Linked DNA regions of Homo sapiens: regions 2 and 3 are each linked to region 1. A link is an interaction called in ENCODE POLR2A ChIA-PET data of the cell type or tissue named here. Cell type or tissue: A673. All regions are shown on one strand. Each heading gives the region's core, and the rest is flanking DNA. Links, peaks and the distances in the headings are about the cores only.

The links. Peaks named below come from ENCODE experiments on the same cell type or tissue, not always from the same donor. Only the 100,000 strongest peaks of a DNase experiment are listed, where the experiment ranks them.
Region 2: POLR2A ChIA-PET joins it to region 1 with 13 read pairs; 1 of 35 experiments calls an interaction of 5 or more read pairs at or near these places.
Region 3: POLR2A ChIA-PET joins it to region 1 with 5 read pairs; 1 of 35 experiments calls an interaction of 5 or more read pairs at or near these places.

The regions. Positions count from the first base shown.
Region 1 is chr12:50,393,378-50,396,437 of GRCh38, reverse strand. FAM186A (family with sequence similarity 186 member A) reads left to right here. Exons shown (of 8, transcript NM_001145475.3): 1 at 1-145. Among named protein-coding and RNA genes, the nearest start is that of FAM186A, 1.7 kb to the left of the region's middle. In A673, for the core only: no CTCF peak of the experiment used is centred there; a DNase peak (open chromatin) is centred at 1,607.
Region 2 is chr12:50,588,470-50,591,529 of GRCh38, reverse strand. All of the region lies in intron 1 of DIP2B (disco interacting protein 2 homolog B), which reads right to left. Among named protein-coding and RNA genes, the nearest start is that of DIP2B, 85 kb to the right of the region's middle. In A673, for the core only: no CTCF peak of the experiment used is centred there; a DNase peak (open chromatin) is centred at 1,499; H3K4me3 peaks cover 459 bases; H3K27ac peaks cover 2,229 bases.
Region 3 is chr12:49,267,322-49,270,381 of GRCh38, reverse strand. TUBA1C (tubulin alpha 1c) reads right to left here. Exons shown (of 4, transcript NM_032704.5): 2 at 695-917; 3 at 406-554. Among named protein-coding and RNA genes, the nearest start is that of TUBA1C, 3.8 kb to the right of the region's middle. In A673, for the core only: no CTCF peak of the experiment used is centred there; a DNase peak (open chromatin) is centred at 1,591; H3K4me3 peaks cover 1,552 bases; H3K27ac peaks cover 1,977 bases.

The DNA.
Region 1 (3,060 bases), core at 240-2,739:
AAAATGCATCAAGGATTCCACCATCATGAGAAGAGAGCCCCAAAATATCCTTAGTCCTTTGATGCTCCCTAACCTTGAGATCCCATTCTCAGTAAAGGATATCATCTCTAGGATTGAGCGCGCACAGCTCCATCGAGCCAGAGAGGTAGGTAGTGAATCTGAAGTTTACAGACTGCAATTTTCTTTTTAAACTTTCTGTGACCAAGTACATTTTTGTTTATTTTAGAAATCACTTTCATGATATTTGACTGTATTTAGGGTAGCTTTGACTTCAAATGACAATTTCACCTGACACCGACTGTGGATATAACAAGCTCCAATTTGACATTAATCTCTTTATATCAGGTTTAATAAAGCCATTTAAGAAATAAATCAAGCCGGGCATGGTGGCTCACGCCTGTAATCCCAGCACTTTGGGAGGCCGAGGCGGGCGGATCACTGAGGTCGGGAGTTCAAGACCAGCCTGACCAACATGGAGAAACCACCGTTTCTACTAAAAATACAAAAAGTTAGCTGGGCATGATTGCACTTGCCTGTAATCCCAGCTACTCAGGAGGCTGAGGTAGGAGAATTGCTTGAACCAGGGAGGTGGAGGTTGTGGTGAGCCAAGATTGCACCATTGCACTCCAGCCTGGGCAACAAAAGCGAAACTCTATCTCAAAAAAAAAAAAAGTTTTCATTTGTTCCCTATGGAGGTTTTATCAAACAGCTATTAGCCAGATAGAATTTAGATGGCTTTGAATTCTAGCTCCTTTTATTTTCCCTGTACACTTCAAGGAGAAATTAGGAGAAATTCAAGGAGAATAGAAAGAGTGTTTACATAATGTCAGCCGGGTGCGGTGGCTTATGCCTGTAATCCCAACACTTTGGGAAGCTGAGATGGGAGGATCCCTTGAGGCCAGGAGTTAGAGACCAGCCTGGTCAACATAGTGAGACCCCATCTATATTTTTAGAAAAATAAATAAATAAATAAATACATAAGAATCTAATAGACCCCCAAACAATTAAGGTTATACTGCATTTTATTCTCTCGCAGTACAACAAAATCAGGCCAGGCACAGCGATTCATGCCTGTAATCCCAATGCTTTGGGAGGCCAAGGCAGGAGGATCTCTTGAGCCCAGGAGTTCTAGACCAGCTTGGCCAACATAAGGAGACCTCCTGTCTACTAAAAATAAAAAAATTAGCCAGGCATGTTAGCTCAAACCTGTAGTCCCAGCTCCTTGGGAGGCCAGAGGATCCCCTGAACCCAGGAGACTGCAGTGAGCACCATGCTTGCACTACTGCACCCCACTCAGCATGGGTGACATAGCGAGACCCTGTCTCAAAAACAAACAAACAAACAAAAATCAGTCATGTTTGATGAAATTGATTAAGGGGGGGTTCTTTCCTATGTTTAAGGAAAGCTAAACTGGTCACAGTGGCTCATGCCTGTAATCCCAGCACTTTAGGAGGTCAAGGTGAGAGGCTCACTTGAGCCCAGGAGTTTGAGACCATCCCAGGCAACAAAGCAAGACCCTGTCTCTAGAAAAAATTTAAAAATTAGCCAGGAAGTGGTGGTATGCACTTGCAGTCCCAGCTACTCGGGAAGGTCCCTTGAGACCAGGAATTTGAGGTTACAGTGAGCTATAGATTGTGCCACTACATTCCAGTCTGGTGACAGAGGGACTCTATCTCTAAAAAAAAAAAAAAAAAAAAAAAAAAAAGAGTGTTAGCCAGGCACAGTGGCTCACTCCTGTAATCCCAGCACTTTGGAGGCCAAGACAGGAGGATCGCTTGAGTCCTGGAGTTCAAGACCAGTCTGGGCAACATAGTAAGACCTCTGTCTCTCTCTCTCTATAGGTAGATAGGTAGATAGATAGATAGATAAATAGATTTTTTTTTTTGAGGCAGACTATCATGCTATTGTTCAGGCTGAGTGCAGTGGCGCGATCTTGGCTCACTGCAACCTCCATCTCCTGGGTTCAAGTGATTCTCCTGCCTCAGCTTCCCAAGTAGCTGGGACTACAGGCACCGGCCACCAAGCCTGGCTAATTGTTTTTGTATTTTTAGTAGGGACAGGGTTTCACCATGTTAGCCAGTATGGTCTTGATCTCCTGACCTTGTGACCCACCCCCACTCCAAAGTGCTGAGATTACAGGCGTGAGCCACTGCGTCCAGCCCATTTTATATATTCTTTTAAAAAACAAAAACAAAAACAAAAAAACAGAGTGCTTGGCCAGGTGTGGTAAGTAGCTCATGCCTGTAATCCTAGCATCTTGGGAGGCAGAGGCAGGTGGATCACTTGAGCTCAGGATTTCAAGACCAACTGGCCAATATGGTGAAACCCGGTCTCTACTAAAAATACAAAAAATTAGCCGGGTGTGGTGGCTCCTGCCTGGAGTCCCAGCTACTCAGGAGGCTGAGGCAAGAGAATCACTTGAGCCCGAAAGGCAGAGGTTGCAGTGAGCCGAGATGGTGCCAATGCACTCCAGCCTGGGTGACAGAGCAAGACTCTGCCTCACAGAAAAAAAGAGTGCTAAATATCGATAAATTCCCACTCCTCACACAGACTTTCTCCTGTTCCAACTTCTGGCAACTAGCAACAATAACACAGTGTTTGCTTTTAACAGCTTTATTGAGGTACAGTTAGCATACCATAAAATGTATGCAACCTCTGCCTCCGGGGCTCAAGCCATCCTCCCACCTCAGCCTCCCAAGTAGCTGAGACTACAGGCACACACACCAGCACGTCTGGCTAATTTTTGTATTTTTTGTATAAATGGGGTTTCACCATGTTGCCCAGGCTGGTCTTGGACTCCTGAGCTAAAGCAATCTGCCTGCCTCAGCCTCCCAGAGTGCTAAGATTACAGGCTTGAGCCACCACGCCTGGCCCAAAATACACTTTTTTTTTTTTTGAGATGGAGTCTCGCTCTGACACCCAGGCTGGAGTGCAATGGCACCACCTCGGATCACTGCAACCTCCGCCTCCCAGGCTCAAGCAATTCTCCTGCCTCAGCCTCCCGAGCAGCTGAGACTAGACAACAGGCACCCGCCGTCATGCCCGGTTGATTTTTGTATT
Region 2 (3,060 bases), core at 289-2,788, 200 kb before region 1:
GGAGGCAAAGGATACAGTGAGCTGAGATCATGCCACTGTACTCCAGCCAGGGAGACAGAGACAATGTCTCAAATAAATTAAAAAAAATTATCATGCATAATTTGGATCTCACCCCCAAGAATTTTAAAAAAGGAATACAATGGGGAAAAGATTAGGATTTAAAAAAAAAAATCAGATGGGTAAACAAAAAGAAAAATCAATATCATAAAAGGCTAGAATAACTTCAGGTTCAAGAATTGGGCATTAAATTTAGCTTCTAGTTTCTTGGCCTTCAAAGTCCATGGAGAAGTAAAACAGATTATTGAATTCCTGCTCTTTGAAAAAACTGTCTTAGCCTATTTTGTGCTGCTATAACAGAAATCTGAGACTGCACAATTCATAAAGAACAGAAATTTATTATTCACAGTTATGGAGGCTGAGAAGTCCAACAGCAAAGCATCTGGTGTCTGGTAAGGGCCCTCTTGCTGAGTTTTCAAAGGGCAGAAGGCAGAAGGGCAAGCTAGCTGAACCTGTGTGAAGTCTCTTTTATAAGGGCCTTAATCCCACTCCCAAGAGAGAAGCCCTCATGGTCCATTCACCTCTTAAAAGTCCATCTCTTAAAAGTATCACATTGGCAACACCTGAATTTTGGAGGCAACACATTCAAACCATAGCACACAGAAATCTAACTTGAAAGTGGAGTTTCCTAGATGGGTTCTGGTCTATAAATACACTAAAATTTCATAACATCAAATTTTGATCAATCTACACATTTTATATTAAAGTCTAAATTCTTGTTTGTTTTTAAACATGCTTTCACTGGAAATGATCATAATAATGATCCTCTAGTAGCAGATGCTGTGACAATTAAAACAACATTCATGCCAGGCATGGTGGCTCTCAGCTGTAATTCCCAGCACTTTGAGAGGCCGAGGTGGGTAGATCACAAGGTCAAGAGTTCGAGACCAGCCTGGCCAACATGGTGAAACCCCATCTCTACTAAGAATACAAAAATTAGCTGGGCATGGTGGTGCGTGCCTGTAATCCCAGCTACTCAGGAGGCTGAGGCAAGAGAATTGCTTGAACCCCGGAGGCGGAGGTTGCAGTGAGCTGAGATCACGCCACTGCACTCCAGCCTGGGCAACAGAGCAAGGCTCCGTCTCAGGAAAAAGAAAAAAAAAAAATCACTCCTTGGGCCACAACTGTCCTCAATTACTTCTCCAGTGGGGGCCACAAATGGCATCTTCAAAAACAGAGAGAAAGCAGAAACACAAGTGTAATCCCAGAATTTTGGGAGGCCAAGGCAGAAGGCTCGCCTGAGCCCAGGAGTTCGAGATCAGCCTGGGCAACATAGTGGGATCCCACCTCTACATAAAATTAAAAAAAAAAAATTATCCAGAAACGGTAACATGATCCTGTAGCTTCTACTCAGGAAGCTGAAGCAGGAGGATTATCTGAGCCCAGGAGTTTGAGGTCTCAGTGAGCCATGATGGCGTCACTGCACTCCAGCCTGAGAAAGTAAGATACTATCTCAGAGAGAGACAGAGAAAGAGAGAGAGAGAGAGAAACAGGAAATGCCTATCTCCTCTGCCCCCTTACTTTCACCAGTTAAAAGGCAGAGAACAGATAAAAGAGAGAAAGCAGTAAGAGGATCTTGGAAGATAATTAATCCCCGATTAGCATATATTTCCACTGGAATATTCAAATGTCTTCTCTTAACCTCTCTTAATTTTTCTTCCTGATGGTCCTAAATTACTCAGTTGTTTAAAATTTAAGTAACACAGAGGATACACCCTCTGGCCCCCAAGAGCAATCATTATCTGGCCCTGCTTGCCTGTGTCAATGGTCCCGATCTCCCACCACTCTCCTAACTCACTGGACTCACAATTCTTGCAGTTCTTCAGATATACCAAGCTTTTTAAGATCCTTGCACCAATCATTTCCTGTGCCTAAAAAACACTTTCCCTAGATTTTCTTATAAACTGGCTCCCTCTCCTCATTCATGTCTCAGCTCAAATGTCACCTCTTCAGAAAGGCTACTCCTGAAGGATGACCACAAATTTTAAATTAATGGCTGGGCATGGTGGCTCACATCTGAAACCCCAGCACTTTGGGACGCCGAGGTCAGGAGTTTGAGACCAGCCTGGCCAACATGGTGAAACCCCCTCTCTACTAAAAATAGAACAAAATTAGCTGGGCGTGGTGGCGTGCACCTATAATCCCAGTTACTTGAGAGGCTGAGGCAGGAGAATCAAGCCACTGCACTCCAGCCTGGGCAAAAGAGTGGTACTCCATCTCAAAAAAAAAAAAAACAAAGACAAACAAATTTTATTTATTTATTTTTATTTTATTTTATTTTATTTTTTTGAGACAGAGTCTTGCCCTGTTTCCTAGGCTGGAGTGCAGTGGCGCGATCTTGGCTCACTGCAAGCTCCGCCTCCTGGGTTCACGCCATTCTCCTGCCTCAGCCTCCCGAGTAGCTGGGACTACAGGTGCCCGCCACCACACCCGGCTAATTTTTTGTATTTTTAGTAGAGACAGGGTTTCACCGTGTTAGCCAGGATGGTCTCGATCTCCTGACCTCGTGATCCGCCCGCCTCGGCCTCCCAAAGTGCTAGGATTACAGGCGTGAGCCACCGCGCCCAGCACAAACAAATTTTAATTTAATGAGACAGCAATCGTCTCATTCAATCAACTGATTTTAAAGGTGAGCAAATATAAATTCTGGAAATTAAGAGATTTTTCTCTTACATGTCACTTCATCAAACCCCACCTCTATCCTCCAAATTTATAATGTTCTACAGAAAGTTTGGCACAAATCCAGCTAGGCAGTAGGGGCTGTAAATATAGAATCCAGCAGCTGGGTTAAGACGGAATTCTAGCTAACATGGTCTTATTATGGGCATCTGTTCTCCACCCACCAGAGCAACCCAAACCAAGGGGAGAGAAAGGTATCTCATTCAGACAGCATTCCCCAAAAAACATCCTCCTGCTCTTTAGTGAAGTGACTATTAAGGAAATAACTACTACACATCAATTTTTTAAATGTACAGGGGAACCCCCAATCTCGTGTTCAGTACA
Region 3 (3,060 bases), core at 289-2,788, 1.1 Mb after region 1:
GAAGTTTCCAGTATTGGCTGTTTCTTGTCAGTGTGACACTGGCTTCTTGTTCTCTGAACTTTCTGTATTGACATGAAGGAACCATCCCAGATTTTTAAAAAATGACTCTGATCAATTAGTTACATGTAGAAGTCAGCTACCTACTCACTCAGTATGACTAAGATGACCTCAAAAGGGGTGTCTCAGCTTGAAGCAAAATAGGCTAAAGAGCACTTACTTCTACCCCATAGTTGTCCCATAAATCCAAGATCATCTGGTTCAGAAATCCAATTAATTTAGTGAACAGATACATTTTAGTTGCAATGCAAATAGTCTCATTTTAGTTGCAAAGAATGATTTCTGTAGTTTGGTCTCAGAACTGCAAAAGAAACTCTCATCCCACTTTATTTAAAGTACTATACTTACCAGCTTGCGAATTCGGTCCAACACGAGGTCAATGATCTCCTTGCCAATGGTGTAGTGCCCTCGGGCATAGTTATTGGCAGCATCTTCCTTGCCTGTGATGAGTTGCTCAGGGTGGAAGAGCTGGCGGTAAGTGCCAGTGCGAACTTCATCTGGAGAACATGATGGGGGAGGAGGAGGAGGGACAAGGAGCGGGGAGGGAGAGTGGGTGAGTGACCAGCGGAGCCCCCCCAGGACAGACCTCCTGTCCCAGCACCCTGGGATCTCACTTGGGTTACTGAGGTCAACTCACCAATGACTGTGGGTTCCAAGTCTACAAACACTGCCCGGGGCACATGCTTGCCAGCACCCGTTTCACTGAAGAAGGTGTTGAAGGAATCATCTCCTCCCCCAATGGTCTTGTCACTTGGCATCTGGCCATCGGGCTGGATGCCGTGTTCCAGGCAGTAGAGCTCCCAGCAGGCATTGCCAATCTGGACACCAGCCTGGCCAACGTGGATGGAGATGCACTCACGCTGTGGGAGGAAGAAAGGAAAATGTCAGGGTATAATACATCAGATGGGACATTTAGGAATGATTCACACCTAATGACTGATTAACCTTCAAGACAGATAACTGGCTGGGCGCAGTGACTCACACCTGTAATCCCAGTACTTTGGGAGGCTGAGGCAGGTGGATCACCTGAGGTCAGGAGTTTGAGATCTGCTTGGCCAACATGGCAAAACTGCATCTCTACTAAAAATACAAAAAAAATTAGCCAGGCATGATGGCGCACACCTGTAGTCCCAGCTACTTGGGAGGCTGAGGGAGGAGAATCACTTGAACTCAGGAGGTGGAGGTTGCAGTGAGCTGAGATCACACCACTGCCCTCCAGCCTGAGTGACAAGATATTCCATCTCAAACAAAAAAAGATAACCATCTTTCAGCAGGCCACTCCTGCTCAGGGACTATAATTTCAAAAGCAAAAATCTTTGAAGACCTAATTCAGCAAAAGTGCCTTGGAAAACCAAAGATGTGTTCATGAACTACTCGGCAAGACCAGACAGTTGCTTTGTAGCCACAGTAGATATGATTCCTTAAACTAAGGCAAAATTCCCCTTTCCAGCTCTGATTCATTCTCTGAATGATTGTGTAACTACTGAGCTCATTCTGGTCCCGCTTTAATCCTATTCTTTAGGAGACAAAAGCTTCTCTCTCCCTCCTTTAAAACCAGCTTAAACCAGCAAACTATAGCCATGACTCATGAAGAAAATGCTGGATAAGCAGCAGTTAGCTGTATTTTAAAAACTGTGGTCAGAGGCAGCTTTTTAACCAAGTGGAAGAATCTAATCTATAGGAAGAACGTTTTTCCTTCACCGTCAAAACATCTCCGGAAGAGGGAAGACCATAATAATAAAGGCTAGAAATGTTACCAAGACTTTACTGATAGGTTAAGAAATTAGTTGTTTCTGGCTCACACCTGTAATCCCAGCACTTTGGGAGGCCAAGGTGAGCAGATCACTTGAGGTCAGGAGTTTGAAATCAGCCTGGCCAACATGGTGAAACTGTCTCTATTAAAAATACAAAAAAAAAAAAAATTATGGTAGAGCACAGTGGCTCATGCCTGTAATCCCAGGACTTTGGGAGACCGAGGTGGGTGGATCATCTGAGGTCAGGAGTTCAAGAACAGCCTGGCCAATATGCTGAAACCCCATCTCTACTAAAAATACAAGAATTAGCCAGGCATGGTGGTGCGCGCCTGTAGTCCCAGCTACTCGGAAGACTGAGGCATGAGAATCACTTGAACCCAAACCCAGGAGGTGGCGGTTGCAGAGATCTCGCCACTGCACTCCAGCCTGGGCAACAGAGGCAAGACTCTGTGTCTGTGTCTGTGTGTGTGTGTCTCTCTCTCATAGATATATATTTATGAGGTGGACCAAGTTAATTTAGAAAGGCCAGAGGGGCCAAAGCAGAATATGGTTAGAAATTACCAAACCCACACCTGCTAAGTAAAATAAGGGAATAAACATAGAATCTGTACACACAGACTTAACAGGAAAACAAAAAGGGTGTTTGGCATTTCATCATAAGTCAGATTAGCCACTTTGGAGACTGGCAGAGCACTAAGTTCTCAAAGGACCTGGTCTCATAAGCCAAGAGATAATAAAAACCCTAATTACTCACAACCTTTGACCTCCTTCCCACCTACACTCCCCATGAAACAATCAAGGTCTCTTAACCACATCAGCAAGCTCAGTATCACCTGGGTCTACTCACCCAGCTCCAGGGGTGTGGGAGAACAGGAGTAGTTTGTTCTAATTAGCCCATGACTATTTACCATTGCATCATGTTTACCTTTTTGAGAAAAAGTCTCGCTCTGTCGCCCAGGCTGGAGTGCAGTGGAAACTCCGCCTTCCAGGTTCAAGCGATTTTCCTGCCTCAGCCTCCCAAGTAGCTGGGATTACAGGTGCCCACCACCATGCCTGCCTTATTTTCGTATTTTTAGTAGAGATGGGGTTTCACCATGTTGGCCAGGCTGGTCTTGAACTCCTGACCTCGGGTGATCTACTCACCTCGGCCTCCCAAAGTGCTGGGATTATAGGCGGGAGCCACCACGCCCGGCATCATGTTTACCTTTAACTGGACTTTGGAAACGCCCAAGCCCCAAAAAGCTGGAGA